Regions from separate parts of the Homo sapiens genome. Here region 2 is linked to region 1. Evidence: chromatin loops called from intact Hi-C (ENCODE). Cell type or tissue: GM12878. All regions are shown on one strand. Each heading gives the region's core, and the rest is flanking DNA. Links, peaks and the distances in the headings are about the cores only.

What was found. Peaks named below come from ENCODE experiments on the same cell type or tissue, not always from the same donor. Only the 100,000 strongest peaks of a DNase experiment are listed, where the experiment ranks them.
Region 2: it touches region 1 in a loop (2.8-fold over the local background); 4 of 110 quality-filtered maps call a loop at or near these places.

What each region holds. Positions count from the first base shown.
Region 1 is chr20:33,293,181-33,304,599 of GRCh38, forward strand. BPIFB1 (BPI fold containing family B member 1) reads left to right here. Exons shown (of 16, transcript NM_033197.3): 7 at 4,345-4,408; 8 at 6,719-6,804; 9 at 8,053-8,232; 10 at 9,179-9,232; 11 at 9,736-9,894; 12 at 10,778-10,845. It overlaps LOC124904888 (a long non-coding RNA gene), which reads right to left and starts at 5,344. Exons shown (of 2, transcript XR_007067566.1): 1 at 5,253-5,344; 2 at 4,937-5,042. It overlaps LOC105372594 (a long non-coding RNA gene), which reads left to right and starts at 5,033. Exons shown (of 2, transcript XR_936685.3): 1 at 5,033-5,664; 2 at 5,891-6,673. In GM12878, for the core only: a CTCF peak has its summit at 6,127 (motif pointing left); a DNase peak (open chromatin) is centred at 6,110; H3K27me3 peaks cover 116 bases.
Region 2 is chr20:33,205,249-33,216,667 of GRCh38, forward strand. It overlaps the pseudogene BPIFA4P. Among named protein-coding and RNA genes, the nearest start is that of BPIFA3, 6.4 kb to the right of the region's middle. In GM12878, for the core only: a CTCF peak has its summit at 6,764 (motif pointing left); no DNase peak of the experiment used is centred there; H3K27me3 peaks cover 342 bases.

The sequences.
Region 1 (11,419 bases), core at 2,304-10,303:
CCAAAGTGCTGGGATTATAGGCATGAGCCACTGTGCCTGGCGACTTTTTTCTTTGAAAAGATGATGTAATAAATGAAAAAATTTGGGGAAAAAAAATCCATAATCCTTTTACTTTCACCCAGGAGCGCTTTGATCTTTTGCAGATTGCCTTCCCACCTCCATCCACATGCACTAGTATTTTTAAGAGGCTGCTCTTGGTGTCAGCCTTTAAATCAGATCTATGTTTCAAAGTCATTATACAATACTTGTAATTATTAAATAGGTACATTGGGTTTAATAATTTACGAAAACATTCCAGCAAATCCTTTTTTAAATAATGTGATTTTATTAAGAGTACTTTAAAATGACAGTAGCAATATTTAAAACAGTATTTTAGGCCAGGGCCAGTGGCTCACACCTGTAATCTCAGCACTTTGGCAGGTCGAGGCGGGAGGATCACTTGAGCCCAGGATTTGCGACTTGCCTGGAAAACACAGAGAAACCCATCTCTACAGAAAAATAAAAAATTAGAATAGCTGGGCATGATGGTGTGCCCCTATGGTCCCAGCTACTCAGGTGGCTGAGGCAGAAGGATCGCTTGAGTCTAGGATGTTGAGGCTGCAGTGAGTCACAGTTGTGCCACTGCACTCCAGCCTAGGCATGACGGCAAGACTCTGTCTCAAAAACTAAATAAATAAATAACACTGCTTTATATAAACAATGTGATTCTTATTAAGAGTACTTTAAAACAATGGAGATTTTTATTTTTCTCCAAGTTGGCTTCCATGTCCTTACCTTCAAGAAAAATACAGTAAAACATTTAATCTCCATTTTGTGAAATATACATCAACTGTACAATATACTATTACGTTTGTTTCTCTAATAAGCTGGAGTTATGATTTTCAACTTCTGCTTCTGCACTAGTAAAGCTTAAGAGTAGCATGTATAGTCAAAGGAAGATCCATTATTTTAATAGTCGAAATATCTACATATTAAAGAGGCCAGGGAAAAATAAGTGAATAATCAAAAACTAAATAAAGCTCAAATAAGATCTTAAAAGGTTAATTTCAGAAGCAATACTGATTCAGCCCAATTCAAGCTACCTTTCTCCAGTACTTTTTTGGAAGAGAATGGGGAGAGACAGAGAGAGATGAGAAGGGAGGGAACCAATATAATGAATTAATGAATTGTGTGATATAATGAATATAATGAACAATGAATATAATGAATTGTGTGATCTCAAAGTTCAAGACAATGGCTTCTTATAGGTAGAATGTTGAGACTCCGACCTTTTAGCAAAGGTACGTATCCAGGGAGTTTTTTAAAGGGAATCCAAAAGTGAAAAACTTCATAACATTGGAATTTTCTTATGTAAGAAAGAAAATTTTGTTTCTTTGAATAATTTTATTTATCTGTTTCAAGGTGGGAATTTCATAAAGTAGGACCCAGCTGTAGATTTTCTTCCCAGCCTCCAGCAAAATCATATTTTATCTGGCATCACACTTTAATAGTTAAAAATATATTTTCCAGTAGAAAAGATGACAAAAACTTGGAATTATACAATGCTCCTTGCATAGTATCTGTCTTTAATGGTGAAAAGCTAAGTAGAAAGAACAATGTGTGAAAGCCGGCATCCCATTATCATCAGCAAATCCACTACATTCACTGGATTTGATATGATGGTCATAGAAATATTTTATTTGGCATGAAGGGAAAAGGCATAGCACGTTTAAGAGGTGAGCGTCTGGTAGGAGCTCATTTAGAAAATGTTGAGGCCAGGCGCAGTGGCCCACATCTGTAATCCCAGCACTTCGGGAGGCCAAGGCAGGAGGATCCCCTGAGATCAGGAGCTTGAGACCAGGCTGGCCAACATGACGAAACCCCGTCTCTACTAAAAATACAAAAATTAGCTGGGCGCAGTGGCGCACACCTGTAATCCTAACTACTTGGGAGGCTGAGGCAGAAGAATCACTTGAACCCAAGAGGCGGAGGTTGCAGTGAGCTGAGATAACGCCACTGCACTCCAGCCTGGGCGACAGAGAGAAACTCTATCTCAAAAAAAAAAAAATTAAAAATAAATAAATAAATAAAATGGGGATGATGGAATGACTTGCTTTATATAATTGTGAGTATTCCATAAGATGCATGGAAAAAAATCTAGCTAGGCTGGTCGTGGCGGCTCACTCCTATAATCCCAGCACTTTGGGAGGCCAAGGCAGGAGGATCCCCTGAGATCAGGAGCTTGAGACCAGCCTGGCCAACATGGTGAAATCCCATCTCTACTAAAAATACAAAAATTAGCCAGACATGGTGGTGGGCGCCTGTAATCCCAGTTACTCGGGAGGATGAGGCAGGAGAATCAGAGAGGATGAGGCAGGAGAATTGCTTGAACCTGGGAGGTGGAGGTTGCAGTGAGCCGAGATTGCACCACTGCACTCCAGCCTGGGTGACAGAGTGAGACTCGAAAGAAGAAAGAAAGAGAGAAGAAGAAAGAAAGAAAGAGAGAAAGAAAGAAAGAAAGAGAGAAAAAAAGGGAGAAAAGGAAGCAAGGAAGGAAAAAGAGAGAGAGGGAAGGAAGGAAGGAGAGAGAGAGAGAAAGAGAGAGAGAAGAAAGGAAGGAAAGAAGGAAGGAAGGAAGGGGAAGGGAAGGAAGGAAAGAAGGAAGGAAGGAAGGGGAAGGGGAAGGGAAGGAAGGAAAGAAGGAAGGAAGGGGATTGGGAAGGGAAGGAAGGAAAGAAGGAAGGAAGGAAGGGGAAGGGAAAGGGAAGGAAGGAAGGACGGAAAAAGAGAGAGAGGGAGGGAGGGAAGAAAGGAAGGAAGGGAGGGAGGGAGGGAGGGAGGGAAAATGTTGAAATCTTTTTCAGTGTAAATCCATGGGTCTCAACCCTCGTTGCACATCAGAGCCATCAGAACCTGAGAAACCTTTAAAAAATACTAATGGCTAGGCCCTACCCCAGATTCAGAAGTAACTGGTCTGGGTGGGTCCTAGTATCCCAGAGGACTCTACTGTGTAGCCAGGATTGAGACCTGCTGATAGAAATGAAGGATGGGGAATTGTGGGATAAAATGCAGAGGTTCCCCGGGACACTTTCCGGTGAGAAACAGGCTCCCCTGGCAGTGCCTGCTGGGAGTCTCTGAGCTGAAAGTCTTCCATCCTCTCTGGGCTCTAGATTGGCAATGCAGCCAGGAGCAGGGAACGGTTATTCATAGGAGTTAACATTTCTCAAAGGCATTGTCATTCCTCAAGAGTATTAAGGGGTGGTCAACAAGACAAAAATGTCCTCAATAATCTTGGAGCACTGCCCTGAAAAGTGAGTCAAATGTTTGACCTTCTCCCTAAGCAGAACAGCTCAGGTCAGGGTTAGGTTAGGTCAGAGTTTCTCAGCCTTGGTGGTACTGACATTTTGGGCTGGATAATTCTTTGTCTGGATGCTGTCCTATGCACAGTAGGATGTTTAGCTGCATCCCTGGCCTCTACCCACTAGTTGTCATCCCCTCCAAGTTGTGACAACTAAAAATGTCTCTAGAAATTTCCAAATGTCTCCTTGGGGACAAAATCTCCCCCTGTTGAGGACTGCTGGCAATTTTAGGAAGAGAAGTGCCCAGTGAGCAAAGGGATGTGTTGGGCTAGAAAGCCACAAAGGGCACAAAGAGATTGCCCAGGAGTCTGGTTGGGTCTGCCTTGCTGGCCTCTGTTCCAGAGTCTGACATGTGAAAAGAACTCAGTAGCAACTTGCTGTATGAATAAACAAATTCTCCATTTAACTCTTGTTTTTTCTTTTAAAGTAGAGTCTTGCTCTGTCACCCAGGCTGGAGTGCAGTAGCACGATTCCAGCTCACTGCAACCTCCACCTCCCAGGTTCAAGCAATCCTTGTGCTTCAGCCAACCAAGTAGCTTGGATTACAGGAGTGCACCACCATGCCTGGCTTTTTGTATCTTTAGTAGAGATGAGGTTTCACCATGCTGGCCAGGCTGGTCTCAAACTCCTGGCCTCAAGCGATCCACCCACCTTGGCTTCCCAAAGTGCTGGGATTACAGGCATGAGCCATTGCGCCCAGCCTCCATTTCACTCTCATGGAAAACATAGACACCTGTGAGCAAGACAAGGAGTCAGAGAGGGAGGGCTGCTGGCAGGCCAAGCACACCCTGGGCACAGGGAAAGGGACAAACCACTGCAAAAGGTCCCAGGTGGCCCTGCAGGCTGGGTTCAACACACGAATGAATCCTCAACCCATGGATGGAACCTGGCTGGCCATGGGCACAGCAGTAGGACACAGGCCAGGTGGGCTGGGCACAGCCCGGGGCTGCTGTGGGGCTGCATTCTGGCCCCTCCCTGATGGAGCCCCTTGCTTATGCTGTTGCAGCTGTGTCCCGTGATCGAGGCTTCCTTCAATGGCATGTATGCAGACCTCCTGCAGCTGGTGAAGGGTAGGTGCTCTGCTCTCTCTCCCACTTTTTCCTTTACTACGGAGCTGGCCTCCAGACCCTGACTCCACCAAGGGAAGGCCTCCCCAAGTCAGGCCTGAGCTGCAACTCAGGCCCAGAAGCAGGTGAGACAAGCATCAGTTGATCCCTGCCCCAGACGCGCAGACAGAAATTCGCCACGACTAGGACTTCATGAGCTCTTACTATTTGTGCAGTTGTCAGGTCAGTGGATGCCCCAAGTTCAAATCCCAGCTCTGCCCCTGACTTGCTCCATGACTTTGGGAAAGCTAATTTACCTCCTCATCCTCGGTTTCCTCATCCATAAAATGGGGCTTAACCATCCCTACAACATAGGATTGTTAGTGAGGAATAAAAGTCTACAGGAAAGTTCTGGGCACATAGCAGGTGTCCCTCTTGGCACAGAGAAGCACTTACAAATGCATGCTAAATGGATGGATGGATAGATGGATGGATGGATGGATGGACAGACAGAAGATGCTAAGATTACAAGCATGAGCCATCACACGCAGCCCCCGGACTAGTTTTTATGGATACTTTAGAAAACTGCAGCATCAAATAGTTCTATCCATCTCGTTGCAGTTTCAAATTTTCCCTCCATCCAAAGGGTTTGAGGTATCTGAGAAATTAAAGCATGGGTTAAAAACTGAGATATCTGGTTTAAAAAATAAAAATCAGAGATGATTCGAAGGGCAAAGACGGAAGGAAGTCATTTCTCCCTCCCCCAGCATAGCAGATACGGGAGGGCACAGGCTCCTGCCCCCACATCAGAACTCTGCCATGCTCAGGCCCCCAGAGTGGAAACTGGCGGAGAAGAAGAAAAGTCTACCAACTGCACTTTGGGATCAGAAGAGGCTCATTCCAAGGGCGACCAGAGAGGAGAAGGGAGAGCAGCATGCACTGAGCGCCACAGGGCATCTGCCATGGGCCACGCCCTCCCGCTGGGTGTTTTGTATAGGCACATCTCACTGACTCCTCAGACAACTCCATGAGGTGGCAGTCATGACCCCCCTTCACTGTGATGAAAGAGGCTCCGAGCAATGAAGTCACTGTCCAAGTTCACAGAGGCAGTTGGTGATAGAGGAAGACTTGAGTTCTGAGCGAGTGTCATTCGGATTGAGCCGTTACTAGGTGCCAGTTGTATACATGAAGCAGGAATTACTATTCTACCGCCGTTTCTTTCCTTTTTTCTTTTTTTTTTTTTTAATTCCCAAAGAGTTCTTCCAATCGTCAGATATTTGGTCAGTATTCAGAGTAGGATCCAGAGTTCACACATTACATTTTGTTGACAAGTCTGTAGATTTCTCTTTGTAAATCACATTTTTTTGTTGTTGTTATAGCCATTTTCGGGGACCTTATTGACTTTAATATACTTTTTTTTTTTTTTTGGAGACGGACCTTTTTTCTTTTTTTAAAGTAATTTTTACAGGAGTCATGCTCATCGTCTCTATGTCCTTCCGATTTTAGTACATGTGCTGCCCTGGCGGGCACTATACCCTCATTTTAAGACGAGGAAACAGATTCAGACGCGAGAAGAGACCAGCCAAGGTCACTGGGGCTCAAACCGAAGTCCAGCTGGCTCCTCCGCTGCCCCGAGGACGGGCCCGGAGGTCTCCCTGGAGCGGTAGGCGGCCGGTCCCTGGCCCTCCAGCACTCCCCATCCTCGGCCATACACCGGGGCAGGTGACACACCACCGCCACCTGGCGGCCAAGTGGGGAATTCTGACGCGAACACGAGATCTTTGGGGGGAGCAGAGGAGCCAGTTTGGATTTCAGAGTAGATGTTACCAGGCCTCTGGCTTCCAGCCTAAGCTTCCTTGAGATCCAGGTGCTCATAGGGTGTCCAGACCCAGAACCACCTGCATGGGGGACGCGGCTTTCAGTCTGGTAGGGGCGGTGGAGTGTTACATACAATAGTTCAGTTCCGTTCCAAACCGGGACTTTGGCATAAAACCGACTGGGTTCCCATGCTCTCATAGTATGGCTTTGAACAGGTCATTTCCCTTTCCTCAGACTTGGTTTCACCATCTGTAAAAGGGGGTAATAATAAGACCTACTTCCTAACGTTATCATGCAGATGAACCAGCTGACATGCAGAGGCCTGGCACTTAGTGGATGCTCGATAAATGTCACTGTCATCACTGTTTGCATCATTATTATCAACATCATTATTACCTGCTCCTCCCTACCTGCCCCCCCATGCAACAGTACAGCTCCACCTGGAAGCAGCCCCCCAACTTCCCCCTCCAATACTGCCCTCCACCCTCACAGAACTTTCTTCTTGTCCTTGAGCAGTGCCCATTTCCCTCAGCATTGACCGTCTGGAGTTTGACCTTCTGTATCCTGCCATCAAGGGTGACACCATTCAGCTCTACCTGGGGGTGAGTGTCCCAGGACCTTGAGGGTGAAGTGGGGACATTGCTGCCCTTCTCTGACCACCAGGAGTCAGATAGCATGGGCCTGTGTTAGGAGAGAAAATCCTGGTCACCATTAGGACACGGGCTGATCTAGAAAAATCACTGCAGGCTGAATATGTCCCATGCAAGTTTGTTTTGTTTTGTTTTTTTGAGACTGAGTCTCACTGTCACCCAGAGTGACATGGGGGGGCCCGAGTGGGGACACTGGGCCCTCAGCCTTTCTCTCAGGCAAGTCCCTGCCAATCCCCAAACCTATGACAACCTTGAAACAAAAGCCAAGGATCAAGAAACACAGACCTAAGTTTCTCTCCTAGCTCTATGATTCCCTGGCTATGTGACTTTGGGCAAGTTCCTTTACCTCCCTGAGCCTCAGTTTCCTTGTCTGCAAAATGTCAGTAATAATGGCCACTGAGGAGAGGATGAAATGAGACCACACCATGCCTGGCAGACCAGAAGTGCCCAGTAACTGTCAGCTCCCTGTCCAATGTGGAGCTGCACAGCCATGCTGTGGCTGGACGCCCCAAAGGGCCAGACCATCCTGGTAGCATGAATCCCAGACTAGGTTTCTTTTGTTTTGTTTTTTTGAGACTGAGTCTCACTCTGTCACCCAGGCTGGAGTGCAGTGGTGCCATCACAGCTCACTGCAGCCTTGACCTCCTGGGCTCAAGCGATCCTCTCACCTCAACCTCCTGAGTAGCTGGGACTGCAGGCACTCGCCACCACGCCTGGCTAATTTTCTGTATTTTTTGTAAAGATGGGGTTCCGCCATGTTGCCCAGGCTGGTCTCAAACTCCTGGGCTCAAATGATCCTCCCACTTCGGCCTCCCAAAGTGCTAAGATTACAAGCATGAGCCAACACGCCTGGCCCCTGGACTAGTTTCTATGGATCCTTTGGAAAACTGCAGCATCAAATCGTTTCTTCCATTTTGTTGTAGTTTTTAATTTTCCCTCCATCCAAAGGGTTTGAGGTGTCTGAGAAGTTGAAGCATGGGAAAAAAAACGAAGATATCTGGTACAAAAAATAAAAGTCAGAGATTATCCGAGGGGCAAAGATGGAGTAGATGTTGCCACACACCTGAGCTCCAGGCTAAGCTTCCTGGCAACAAATGCACAAAAAGGAAACAGGCTGAATGGTGTCATTTCCTTCTAGGTTGCTATTGGGTAAGCTGCAGAGTTAAAATTCTTAGCTGACTCCCTGCTCTGTCTCCTCAGGCCAAGTTGTTGGACTCACAGGGAAAGGTGACCAAGTGGTTCAATAACTCTGCAGCTTCCCTGACAATGCCCACCCTGGACAACATCCCGTTCAGCCTCATCGTGAGTCAGGACGTGGTGAAAGCTGCAGTGGCTGCTGTGCTCTCTCCAGAAGAATTCATGGTCCTGTTGGACTCTGTGGTAAACCTCAGCACAAGGCAGAGAATAGGGCCGCCCAGGCCACATCATAGGAATTTCCTGAACACAGGGTGCCCCTAAGCAGGAATCCTCCATCAGGCTCAGTTTAATGGAGATCTCACTCCCTCCTCTAATAGACCCTGCCTCTGACATAGCTCTAAACCTAAAATCCTCCCGGTAACATCCAGCCCCAGTCATGGTTCTACCCTCTGGAATCTGATGCAAATGTTTCCTCTACCAAATAACAGTCTCGTGAAATCAAAAGGCATCTTAGATATGCAGTAGTCCAGGGGTGATAAATACATCTCAGATAGTGAGTAGTCCAGGGATGGCGACTGTGCCACTGCTCACCACTATGACACTCATGGCAGACATCACTAATCGATCAAGGCTCTCCTTTCTACTGAGTCTGGATGCTGACACAACCTTGGAATCCTTATTAACAGGGCACAGCCGATAACCACCACCAGTCAACTATGTTGTGCCACCTCCTCCCGGGTGACTGACGGGGAAATTGAGGTCCAGAGGGGGAAAGGGTTGGTCCAACGTTATGGGAGGATGGCAGAACTTCAGGGCAGCTGACAGACAACCAATAACCAAGCTCTCAGGGGACTGGGATGGCGAGAAAATAGGGAGTGGTCACCAACTAGCCCATTCATGATTGCAGTAAAAATGAAATCACCTCTCTATGTCCTCTGAGATCAGGAAGCTGCCCCCAGACCCACAACCATCACCAGCCCACAGTAAAAGTCCAGGCCAGCAGGACCCCATGCCCCATAGAAGCTGACCTAGGGGCTGTTTTTCCACCAATGACAGACACATGGCTTGGGTCACTGGGCCCACCCAGCTTTTCTGGGGTCCTGGGAAACCTTCCTCCCAGCAGTGGGGTGCAGGAGATGTGCCTCCCTGTGCCCTCCAACTGACCTTCTCTGGCTCCTCTCACCCTCAGCTTCCTGAGAGTGCCCATCGGCTGAAGTCAAGCATCGGGCTGATCAATGAAAAGGTTGGTCTGTTTGCCATCTGCAGCTTGAGGGGTGTTTGCTGTGGTCTGGACACAGGCCTCTGGGGAGGAGAATCTAGTGGGACTAGTGTTTCATTCCAGCACTGGGACACTCAAACCGCATCCCTGTCCGCACAGAGATTTCAGTCTAGCAGGCCAGTTTGACCTGAAGCAAATCATCACATGGATAGTATTTCCATTACAGCTGCAGTAACACAGGACAGGTTCTAGGGGCCATGAGAACACTCTGGGCCCCTGATACAGTCTGGGACGTCAGGGAGGCCTCCCTGAAGGGAAGGGCATTCCAGACAGAGGGAACAGGAGACCAAAGGCTGCCAGGTAGGGAGAACAACACAACATTCAAGGATCTGCAAGAAGGACAGGGTGGCTGGAACACGTGAGGGAGCAGGGAGCCCAGGAAGGCAGGCAGGGGCCAGGCCACACACAGAGCCTGTGGGCCATGGTGGGCACTTGGGAGGCCACATGTGGGTCTGATCTCCTTCCAGGCTGCAGATAAGCTGGGATCTACCCAGATCGTGAAGATCCTAACTCAGGACACTCCCGAGTTTTTTATAGACCAAGGCCATGCCAAGGTGGCCCAACTGATCGTGCTGGAAGTGTTTCCCTCCAGTGAAGCCCTCCGCCCTTTGTTCACCCTGGGCATCGTGAGTTCAGTTGTCTGCGATATTGGCAGCAACCAGGGGGACCCTTCTGTCTACTTTTCCTGTTCGCCCTCTTGCTTTGTTAAACATTTCCACCACTCTCATCACTTAGCAGGGACAGGGGACAGGGAGCTCTGAACCAAGAGCCAGGAGCTTTGTGGGTCCAATTCTAACCCTGTGACTTTCTTAGTCAGGAATCTCTGGACAGAAACTCAACTCATATGCACAAAAGGAATTGTATTAGCTCCTATAACTAAAAAGTCTAGATGCTATTGACTTCGGGAATAGCTGGACCCAGGTGCTCAAACAATATCCTCTTCATTCTCCTCTCTCCCACCTAGCAGCCTTGTTTTCCTCTGTGCTGCCTTCATCCTCAGGCAAGCTATTCCCTCATGGTAGTGCCCCAGGCTGCATTAGGCTCATATCCTATCAGCTTGGCAATCACCGCAGGAAGAACCTATCTTTCCAATAGTTCCAGCAAACATCTCAGGGCTGACTCTCACTGAATGAGCCTGAGTCAGTTGCCCATTCTTGAGCCAATCAGTGTGTCCAGAAAAATGGAATATGAAAACTTCCTGAGCTGGGCCACCTACACACTAGGGTAAGGGAGTGAGGGCTCTATGAATAGTGGCTGCTTTCGTCGTCGTCATCGTCATCATTATCATTCCCCACAGCAAGCCTAGACTGTCATCTGTTAAATGGGGAGTGGAGGCAAGTACTATCTCATTTAACAGATGAGGCAGGTGAGGCCCAGAGAGGTCAAACCCTTTGCCAAGGTCCCAGAGCCAGGAACTGAGATTCAGACCCCAGAGCCTCCCTGCATAACCCCTAATTCCACACTCGGATCCTCTTGAGAACAATGGGGCCTGGGCTTCTCTTGTTGCAGGAAGCCAGCTCGGAAGCTCAGTTTTACACCAAAGGTGACCAACTTATACTCAACTTGAATAACATCAGGTAAACACACAAATCATCATGAAGATTCTGCTGATGGAAATGAGTCCCGCCTGGTAACCATGGGTTTCTTTAAACACCGACTTTGTGGCTGTCAGGTGAAGGCGGCTCCAGGGTAGGCAGGGAGGTCCTTCCGGATGCTCCTGCTGACAAGGACTGCATGTGAGGGAATGGGGAGGAAAATGAAGTAGGCCTTGCAGCAGCCACGGCACAGGCAAACCCTAGCCGCGGCCAGCCCACTCTGGACACCTCCCAGGCCGTGGCAGTGACAGTCACCCGGCACAGAAGTGCAGGGCTCCAGCTGCCTCCTGCACCCTGCCTGTTCTCCCTCCCCGCCACTTTCCTGTGGCCCCAGAGTGAGTGCAGGGGCTGCCAGCTGGAGCCTCTGGGGACAAGTCAGGCCCAGGGCTCTTTTGATCAGCCCACATAGGGCTGGGCTGTTTAATATAAATGAGTTGTGCACATATCAAATCAGACTATCTGGCTGCCCTGTGCCCACAATCCTACATAGCAACAAACTGTCGAGCCAGGAATTGGGGCGCCCTTTGAAGGAGCTTGGGCCTCCTTGTCCACCACA
Region 2 (11,419 bases), core at 2,170-10,169, 88 kb before region 1:
AAAGCATGGGGGAGTTTGGATCTTCTTAATGAAGTGGGAAGAAATCTTCCAGGAAGGAAAGTTAGAGAGAGATGGAGTGGCATCTGTTAAGTTTCCATTCTGCAATCAGGCACTGGTGAAGTATTTTACAGACATTATTTAATTATTTAGGTCAAAGTCAGCATCCATATGACCAGAAGTAAGTAGATAAATCTCCCCAAAACTCAGTTTCCTTATCTGTAAGATGGAGATAAGTAATCACAAAATTAACATTCACTAAGCACGCAAACACTGTGCTAAGTATCTGAAATGAATTTTCTTATCTCATCCTCCAAACAATCTCATACTCCAGGTAACAATATCATCTTCATTTTCCAGATTTAAGTTCCAGAGAAGGCCAATGACTTACTCAAGTCATAGAGCTACCAAGTGGCCGAGCTGGCTTATGACCCTAGGGCAGTCTGCCCCCAAAACCCATCTACTTGGTTGTCCCCAGAATGGGTTGGCTTGGGAGAACTTGCCTTGCTCACTCCCATTTAGACTTTATTAGTGGAGCCCTCCTCTTGACTTTTGCCTATTTCCTTGTCTTTCAGGTGTGCCCTGTGATTAATAAATGGCTCTACAACCTGGACCAGCATGTGGTTAAAGAGTTGATTAGTAAGTGCTGGAGGTGGGAAGGGACAGGAACACTCCAGAAGAAAGCTCAGAACCCTCCCTCACCCTTTGTATTTCATTTCCCCTTACCTCACTCTGGCACTTCTCCTAGACCAAAAATCTCTTTCCTGCTGAAGTAGAATGGTCCCTAATAATAACAACCTTAATAATAAACTCAGCTGACATTAACTGAGGGAGCCCAGTGTGCCAACATGAAGCACTGTGCCTGCACTAGCAATTGAACGTGCACCTTTAGCTAAGGACGTGCTGGTTTCAATTCTATTCTTGCTCCCAAAGCCTAGAGCAGCTGAGATATGAATGGAAACTTCTCCAGGGGAGAAAATCTGCCCAATTCTGCCTTTGTCCTCCCCTAAATTTGTATGAGTTAAATGATGGGCAGAAAATTGGTCTGTTTTCAGCCCAGACAAACACTGCCTCCTTTCAGTAGTCGCTACCTCAAGCATCCAAAGTTTTCATATCTGCCAGAACTCAAAGCAAAAAATGCAAGATTGAATCTCAGCAGCTCAGGCCCCCAGCAGGACTTCAAACTTCCACCACCAAAAAAAAAAAAAAAAAAAATGCTGAATTGAAAGGTATATGCCTTCATTCACTGAATATTCACTCGTCCTGCCAAGTGCCAGATGCCAGAGTTTCTAAAATTCCTCGAGTGGCTCTCCCAGCAAGCAATTTTCTGACTTCTGCCTATTCCATTGACTGGGAAGTCACTACTTTTTTTTTTTTTTTTTTTTGAGATGGAATCTCACTCTATTGCCCAGACTGGAGTGCAGTGGTGCGATCTCGGCTCCCTGCAACCTCTGCCTCCAGAGTTCAAGCGATTCTCCTGCCTCAGCCTCCCAAGTAGCTGGGATTACAGGCAGGCATCACCATCCCTGGCTAATTTTTGTATTTTTAGTAGAGATGGGGTTTCATTGTGTTAGCCAGGCTGGTCTTGAACTCCTAACTTCAAGTGATCCACCCGCCTCAGCCTCCTAAAGTGCTGGGATTACAGGTGTGAACCACCACCAGTGAGCCCGGCCAGTACTCACTACTTATGAGGTAGGAAGCTTGAGGCAACTAATCTGGATGAGCCTAAAAACTCCCAAAGCTTGTGTTCCCGGGCCCACTCAAATGAATGGGACAGCTCAACCAACACCTTCGCTCTACTATGGGCCATCACTTCAGAGAGATGGCCAGGTGAATGGAGACTCCGGCTGCAGCAATGGCACCTTTCTCCACTGTCTCATTCCAATGTAGGAGCTCTTAAGTGATTAGCTTGGGAAGAAGTGGTTGTTCCCAATCTGTAGATAAGGAAACCAAGATCCAAGAACTTTAAGCAATTTATCCAGGATTACTTAGTAAAAAATAATAACAATAAAAGCTAAATGCATATTAAGTGCTTTACTATGTGCCAGGCTCTTTGCAGACTTTATATATGTTAATTTGATCTGTCCATACAACTCCGTGAACTAGGTATTATCACTATCTTCATTTTAAAGATGAGGAAACAGAAACAAAGGAAGATCAAAATGTTTGCCCATATTTCCATGGAAGAAAATGTCAGAGCCAGAGTGAACCCGCATCCTCCAGCTACAGAGCCCACACTGGTAGTCACTGTACTGCATGGATAAAGAACTGTCAGTTAAATCATACAAGACAGCCAGTGACAAATAAGAGCTTCCAGCCTCAGCCTTCTGTCTCCACACCTTGGGCTCATTTCTCATCCCCATTCTGCTCCCAGTGCTGCTCCAAGGGGGAAACTTCCCTGGCCTCTCTGATCCTCCACCACCCCCACAGTCTGAGTATCTCTTTTGCATTCTAGATCTGGTCCTGCTGCAGGAAAAGTACCAAGTCACCATCTAAATGTCCCCAAAGTGAAGAAGCTATGTGTGTATCAATCCGGTGAGAAACCAGAGCATGTTTCCATTGCTTAGTGATGACCTTTGGCCTTTAGGGTCATTATAAGTGTGTTATTCATTCATTTGTTAAATTTTAGTTAAGCCCCTACTATATGCTAGACTCTATTCCACATGTTAGGAATACAGCAGTGAACAAGATGGACAAGGAATCTGATTTCCTGGAGCTTGTATTCTAGTTGGGAATACTAACAGTGAATAAGGAAATAAATATATAGTCAACTAAATTCCAGAGGATGGTGGGTATTCAGAAGAAAACAAAGTAGGAGGATGTGGGCAAAAGTAACTGGGGTGGGGGCAGAGAGAGAGACATCAAATTAATACAGTCAGACAGAGGCTCTTTGGGGAACAAAGGGACAATTCAGCTGAGCCCTGAATGATAAGGCAGAAGGAGTTGTGCCAAGACCCAGGAGAAAAGTATCACAAGCAAGAGGATGAACATGTGCAAAGTCCCTGAGGCAGAAATGAATGAACTTGCCTTTTTGAAGTAAAGAAAGGAGGCCGTCGTGGGCTGGAGTGTGTAGGGAGCTCAGTTGTAGGAGACATCTTTACAAGAGTGATATTTGGCAGAGAAAAGGAAGGGAGTTTCTATAAAAGGAGATATCATTATTCATTCATTTATCATGTATGTATTTGCAACTCTTCAGTGCTGAATACACTCTGCTCAGGTGTCACCATCTCAAGTCTCTCAAAAATGGCACATCCACCACTCTCTTCCCTGCTTTACTTTTCTTCATACCACTCATTATTATTTGACTTCCTACTATATTATATGTATCTTTTCTCTCCACCTCTTAAAAGAATGTAGACCTCATGAAGTCAGGGACTTTATCTATTCCCTGTTTTATCCCAAGTTCCAGGATTACAAAAATGAATCACACTTGGCCCCTGACCTCAAGAGCTCCCAGCCTAGCGAGAGATAAAACAAATAAATCGGCAATTTCATGTGCATTGAGGTGCTCAGTTAAGGTTCTATGGAAGTAGAGAGGCAAGACCCAGTAGCCAGGGGACTTCCAGGAGACTTTGCAGAAAAGGCAAGATTTAAACTGGGTATTGAAAAATGATAAAGACTCACTTTGTGGGAAAAGACATTATAAGCAGAGGATACAGCATGTGCAAGTACACAGAAGCAGGAAAGGGTCTGATGCTTTGGGCAATGGGGAGAAGCTCTGGGCAATGGGGAGAAGCTCTGGGTGACTGCCCATAGGAGTCATGGGGGACAGAGGTATCCTCCCCTGAGGAGTAAGGATAAGCATGTAATAAGCTATGCTGTACACATGCTTTGTGAGAACAAGGTCACATGTGATGAATTGGGCTGTAAGAAGGTACAGTCCATGACAGGGGACATAAAAAATTAAGTGCCCAACACCATAATGGAATCCACATCCTTGAGTTAATTAGCTTAGTTACGTAATACTCTAAACCAATGTTATCCAATAGAAATATAACAGGAGACACACAAGTAATTTTGAATTTTCTGGCAAGGCCATCTTTAAAAGGAAAAAGAAACAGATTATATTAACCTTACTAGTTTATATTTACCCACCATATCCAAAATATTATCATTTTAACATGGAATCAATATAAAAGTAATAAAATATTTTACATTCTATTTTTGCAGTAAGTCTTTGGTCTGATGTGTATTTTATACTTACAGCACATTTCAATGTGGACTAGCTGCATTTCAAATGCTGATATCCATGTGTGACTAGTGGCTACCATATTGGACAACGCAGCTCTCTCTAAGTAAATTGGCTGGCAGTTGCAAAACGTTGAAAGGTCTAGGGCATCTCATGTATTCCTGCCAATATATCTAGGCTGCCACTTAGCACAGAAGTCCCAAATCTGTGACACCCCCCCCCCCATATTATATTCAGCTCACAGACATGTTTGGTTTAGCCTATAAAGTGTTTTATACATGTGACTGAGTTGCCAATATTAAAAGTAAGAAATATGTCTTTTGATTAGCTAGGGCACCTGGTGATATTTTGTATTATTGTGTTGTGAAGTAGGCCAAGGCGACGAGGAAGAGCCACCTTAATTGATGAGAGGAAGTCCAGGGAAACAATGAGAAAACGTTATCCAGAGAGAGGCAGTGGATGGGTGTCCCGACAGGAATAGATTTCAGCACCACGGACAGCAGTCACGCCAGTGCGGAGGGGGAGGGCAGAAGCGGGAAAGGCTGTCCGTTCTGACCGGAAGAAAGGGTGTGAAATTTACTAATACCTGGATTATCTCACACAGAATCAGCTTCTGCATCCTAGTCTCCTCCCTGGAATGTCCTCCACACTCCAGGACACCACCTGCGTAGATCGTGTTGATTATTCAGCTGATGCCTGGAATTGCATGACCCACCCTGGACCAAAAGAGCCCCTGCTTCTCCGGGTATGGAGGTTATTTCCCTGTAAATCCTCACCAGAACCCATGTGCTGATTCCCTGTAATCTTCCCACAATAAATTTTTAGCAGCTCTGAACTGCAAACTGTCCAGCTTCCACAGCGCCATGTGGATGGGGGCAACGTGGCCAGAGATGATGGTGGGTCTGGTCATGATAACAAAAGTATGAAAAGCAGGGGAGGATACTTGGGTTGATTTATCCATTATCTCATAAACATCTGAACACTCTGGTATGATGTTTCCCAAAGGCTAATTAAAATTTTAAAAAGGTTTCCTGTCTTGTCTGGGATGTTTTCTGAACTGATTTTTTGACCTTGAGTGGCTCCATCCTCTTGGCCACAGTCTCATCACTGTGCAGTGGGAATGTTGGTCTCATCTTCCCAGCGCCCTCAGGCAGGAACAGCCTACAAAGTTGTGACTTATGGGAGAAACCTTATCCTGGCCCTGGTAACTCCATTTTTCTTCCCTGTATCACCAAACTTCCCAAAACATATGCTGCTATTCACTGCCTCTCCTTCCTCACCTTCAACCTCTGGTCATTTTTTAAGATGGAGTTTTGCTCTGTCATCCAGGCTGGAGTGCAGTGGTGTGATCTCGGCTCACTGCAACCTCCGCCTTCCGGGTTCAAGAAATTCTCCTGCCTCAGCCTCCTGAGTAGCTCAGACTACAGGCGTGTGCCACCATGCCCAGCAAATCTTTGTATTTTTAGTAGAGATGGGATTTCACCATGTTGGCCAGGCTGGTCTTAAATTCCTGGACTCAAGTGATCCACCTGCCTCAGCCTCCCAAAATGCTGGGATTACAGATGTGAGCCACTGCAACCGGCCATCATTTTTTTTTTCTTTTCTTTTTCTTTCTTTTTTTTTTTTTTTTTTTTTACAATATGGCTTCCTTCTCCAAAGTATTATTCTAATTTAATTCTCATGATAAACCTAGGAAGTAACTGTTGTTTTCCCTTGAATAAGTGAGAAAACTGAGGCTCAAAGAGGTGCAGTGATGTGTGCAAGCTGCACCTCTAAGAATGAGAGAGTCAGGACTCAAACTTACGTCTGCCTTAGAATGAAAGTCTGGGTCCTCACTGGGCCTGTGGGCACACTGTTTGTGTCCATATGCATGTTCCTGACCCCGTCCCCACCACTCTCCCCTTGTCTCACTTGCTCTGGTCACACTGGCTTTCTTGTGCTGCCTCCTCAGCTTGTTCCAACCTCAGGGCTGAACACTGGGCTGGATTTTTATCTGTCCTGTTCACTGCTTGGCACATGGAGGGGCTTAGTGAAACCTGCCAACTCCCTGATAAAGGCTCCCTCCTGGGAGCTGCCACACACTGCACAATAGCATGGAGAATGTCACCCTCAGAGTCACACAATCCCTCTCCCAAAGACAGCTCCCCAATTCCCAGAGGATCCGGGTGAAGAAATTTAGTGCTGCAGCTATCTCCAGCAACCACGAGAATTTAGGATCAGGTAAAGCAAAATGAGCAAATATGGGGTGACATGTGTTGGAGAAAATTACTAAAAGGGGGATTGGGATCCAAAAGCAGAAAATGGAAGAAGAGAGAAAGCAAGTTTGGTCCCTTTGAGAAACGCAGCAGGAAGCAGAAGAGAAGCCAAGTTGGCTGAAGAATAAAATTAATGATCAAACAGGTTGAATGTGCATTTTTAAAAGAAGGACCCATGCCGGTTTCCTCTTCCTACTGGCTGACATTTAAGGGCAGGTGAGGCTGTGCCTGGCTGGTTATCCTTAATGACCTGCCTTGCTCCTTTCCTCCTGAGAACACTCCTGCTATGTAAGCCCCGGGACTTGACAGGTTGGTTCCTGCCCCCTTGTGGTCCAGAGTGTTCATGGTTATGGTGAGACCTGCAGTCTTCAGTCTATCTGGTGGTTCAACTCACTGAAAATGTTGGTATTTGCCATGTGTGTTCCACGGAATCTTATTGGCCTCTGTAGTATATAAGAGGAAATGCAGCCGGACAGAACAAGCTTGCAGACCCCTGCGAGGGAAGGTTAAGGGCTGTAAGTGAATTTATCCAGAAACAAGGTAGAGCCTATCAGAGCCAGGCAGCCCAAGTTCAAATCCTAGCTCCACATTATCAGCTGTGTGTCCTTAGACAAGTGTCTCCAGAGTCAGGGCTCAACATCCATCTGCCCTTATTATTCTTCCTGCCTCTCCTTGCAATGCTTGTGCCTGGGGGAATGGGGGCTGAGGATCATGTTGGGCAGCAGAATGGGGTGTGGGATGAAGCAGTTGGTGGGGAATGAGCAACAGCTCCTCTGAGCTCCCTTCTGCAGGCCAGGCTACCTGGTTCCCATCTGAGCCCCACCCCTCCCCAGCTGGGTGGATTTGGGGATTTTACTTAACATTTCTGTGCCTCTGCAAAAGGAGGCCAATAATAACAGTGCCTACTGCAAAGGGTTGTGTTGAGAATTCAATAAGTCATTACAGGTAAAGCACTTAGCTTGCCCCTGGAGCTCAGTCAGCACTCAATAACTGTTAGCTGGTATCACTGTTATTATTTCAGCTAAGTGATCTTCACACACCGTGTGCATCAGAATTGTCCAGAAGCTTATTCCCAGGATCCCCCTCAGAGAGCCTGACTCAATTCATCAGAGGTGACCTAAGAATCTGCATTTTTACAAGTCCCATCTCTCCCTCCAAAATTCGGTGATGCTCCCCTGGAAATTCCAGCATTTCCATTTTCCCTTTGCCCTCTCCAGGCTACCCTCAGAACCCAGAAAAGGTCAACTCTTCCTTTGTGAAACCCAATATGCCATTCAGAAACGGTCCCCACTCTCTCTTCCCCTGCCATTTTAAGGAAATTCGCCTTTGGATTAAGGTTCCAGCCCCTAGTTCTGTACAGTTGTTAGGCATATGTATGTTAAACACATATATATGTGTGTGTGTGTGTGTGTATATATATATACATATACATATATATGTGTGTGTATATATATATATCTTTTATATATATATAAAAGAATGGAATGAATGAATGACTAGATGAATAATGAATTCCATTCCTTAGAAGAGTAACTCTCAAAGTATGGACTGAACCCCCTGCATCATCTCTCTAGGGTGTTCATTCCAAAGGCAGCTCCCAGCACCTCCCCCCAGCCCCCACTAAATCAGATTCAGGAATCTGCATTTAATGCTTCTGCCTCCTCTGCTGTTCCCTGGAGTTTGGGGACCTCTGCCTTTTGCTAGGGACCTGGAATTTCCTTAGAGCCCCAAGGAGGGGAAGTGGCCACCCCAATTGGCCGTTAGAGATCACAGGTGTGCATAAGCCTGCTTGGCCCGGAGTTCTGCCAAGGGAGGTTCCTGCCTCCTTGTCCCACTGGACAGCTCTTCCTGCAGCCAGGGATGTGAGACAGGCCCTCTCCCTGGGCACATGGGTACAGACTTCTCACCCCATAGACAGCCACTACTGTCTTCCTTTCTTCCTCCAACCTGCCGAGCTCTTTCCCACCTGAGGGCCTTTGCCCTCATGGTTCCCTCTGCCTGGCTCCCCTTCCACATTTTTATACTCAAGCCTGGCTCCATCTCCTCCTCTCCTCCTGGGCTCTGCTCAAATGTCGCCTGAGACCTTCCCTAATCCTGGTCTAATGTGGCCTCCTTGCTATTTCCAATCTTACAGTAAGCTTTTTCCCCTTAATACAATTTATGGTTATTTGGTTTCTTGTTTATTTCACCTTGTTCTGATTCCCTCACCAGATGATAAGCTGCTGGGGAATAGGGTGACTGTTATTCCCTAGAGTCAAGCACAGTGCCTGGCACACAGTTGGCCCACAGTAAATAATGGTTGGGTGGATGGATAAATGAATTTTTTTCAAAGTCAAACTCCTTGAAAGCCAGTTTCCCAGGAGAGCAAGGGTTTTACCATTGAACCCATGGGCATGCCTTAAGAGGTCCATGGCAATCCTGGTACTGTGTGCAACATTGTTTGGCTTGGTGAGTTTTTTTTTTCCTAAAAGACAAACCAAAGCTTCCAGTGCATTTTCAAAATGTCCCCCAAGAAGGTAAAGAAGCTTGTTTTAAGGAAAGCTATTTGGAATAGTGAAGGAGGCTGCTAATGTGTGAGGCTCAGTGGTGTTCCACAGCGCCAGTGTCCAAGGAAAACAGTGTCTGAGGCAGTTCTGGGGAAGGCAAGACAGCCCACTGGGATGCCAGCTCAGCCTCTTCCTGGCTGGGAGCTTAGGCAGCCGCTGGGTTTCTCTGGGTCCCTGTCTCCTCACCTTTGTGGGATGAGGACGGAATGAGATAGACCACAGAGCAGGCTTCACACAGGGAACGGGTCCCAACGGAGAAACGCCAGCCCCGCCAGCCTCCAAGTATTTGCTCATTAAGGAGCTGTCCTCAATCCACCACCATCCTTCCTGAGAGCACCAGCGTGGCGTGCCCAGCCACCCTGGGTTTTTTCCTTGAATGTCAGCTAAAGAAACTCCACCTCCTCAGGGAGGTCTTTTTCCTGACATCCCTTTTCCCCCATTGGCCAGGTATCCCCTCCCTGTGCCCTCTCACAGTACCTCCCACCTCCTTCACCTCTGGGCCATATTTCATAATCATATGCTCAGTTGCAGGGATAATTGAAGACTGTGTGTCTCCCCACTGGTATGTGAGCTCCATGAGGACAAGGACCCTGCCTGACCACTCTCTGTGGGATCCCCAGAGCCCACGGCTCCTGACACTCAGTGTTCATTGATTTTAGTGGTTTTATTCATTGAATGAATGACAGCAAAGCCCACCATCTGAACAGCCACGCGCAAGCTCACTCCAGGACCATCACACCCTCACTGCCATCTCAGCCTCTCTATCATTCCTGCCTGCCTTCTGGAGTTGCATTTCATTCGTGAAAGTACTTGATAGAGGTGGCTCCTGCATTCATTGCACACGTGTCCCAGGAACCATCTTGGGATTCTCATGCTCCATGTCACTGACTCCATCAGCTTCCCTGGTTTACAGGTGAGGAAGGCTCAGAGGCGTAAGGACAAGGAGGAGGATCATCATAATAACATGGTTTTGGAGGACTGGCCCAAGCATGATTCGCTTTAATCCTCACTATAGCTCTGAGGTCTGCACTGTGATCCTTTTACAGACCTGGGAGCTGAGTCTGCCAAGAGACAGAGTCAGCAGTTGAACCCCGGTCTGCGTGACCCTAAAGCACATACTCTGGACTGCATGTGATCCTGCACCGAGTTGGCTTCAAATCCAGTCCCCAGCCCCTGAGCAGGGCCCTCTCATCCCTCCAAATCTGCTCTCTCTTGTCATGCATCAAGCTCTGAAAATCTATACCCTCCATGCTGTCCTTTCATTAGGCTCTGTGGCCCTGAGAACCACAGCCTGTGATGAGGTAGGACCAACAGCTCCTGCCCCATGTTAAGATGTCCAAAGAGCCAAGGACAACAGATTTGTTCCTCCCGACAATGCCCACTCTTCTCTGTTTTCTTGACAATAAATAACAAAATTCCAACCACTTACATAAGACCAGGAAGGCTAGAAAAATACATTTTGAAGTAAGTGATATTCTACAAACATCCCCAAGGGGAGCATGAACTCTGAGAAAGGACCTCAAACAGGGAAAGCCAACACCCTGAACCAAGGCTTTCTCAGTACAATCTCTTACAAAACCAGAGTGAATTGCCCAAGAATAGCCCCAAGGCTTCTGTGAAATTTGCAAAGGACGTTCCCATCCCTCATCCACATGGGACCCTCTATGTCGCCCGTAGTATGGGGAAACAGCACAGGGACAGTGACAAACGCCTTTGTCTCAGAGCTCACAGCAATGGCAAGGTGGGGCCCAGACATCCGAGACCTGTGCTGCTGCAGTGGAGTGGGGAAGAGAGAGCTGCAGGCAGTGCGGTCCAAGAGGATGCAGGGACCCTCCTGGGCCTGGGAGGTGTTGCATGGAATGTGGCTTTTGCTCTGTGTGCAGTAGGAAATGCTGGAGGGTTTTGAGCAGAGGAGTGGCATGGTGGTCTACCTTACATCTTTTTTTTTTTTTTTTTTTGAGTTGGAGTCTTGCTCTGTTGCCAGGCTAGAGTGCAGTGTAGTGTGATCTCAGCTCACTGCAACCTCTGCCTCCTGGGTTCAAGTGATTCTGCTGCCTCAGCCTCACAAGTAGCTGGGACTACAGGCATGTGCCACCACACCCAGCTAATTTTTTGTATTTTTAGTAGAGACGGGGTTTCACCATGTTGGCCAGGCTGGTCTTGAACTCCTGACCTCATGATACGCCTGCTTCGGCCTCCCAAAGTGCTGGGATTACAGGCATGAGCCACCGCACCCGGCCTACCTTACATCTTAAAATGACTGTTCAGGCTGCTGTGTGGAAGAGATTGTGGGTGGGCACAGTTAAAAGCTGGGAAACCAGCCGGGACCCACTGGCAATAATTCAGATCAAGCTGATGGTGGCTGAGGAGTAGTTGTTATATGTGGTCATGTTCTGGAAGTGTCAGCAGGATCTCCTGACAGATGGGTTGTG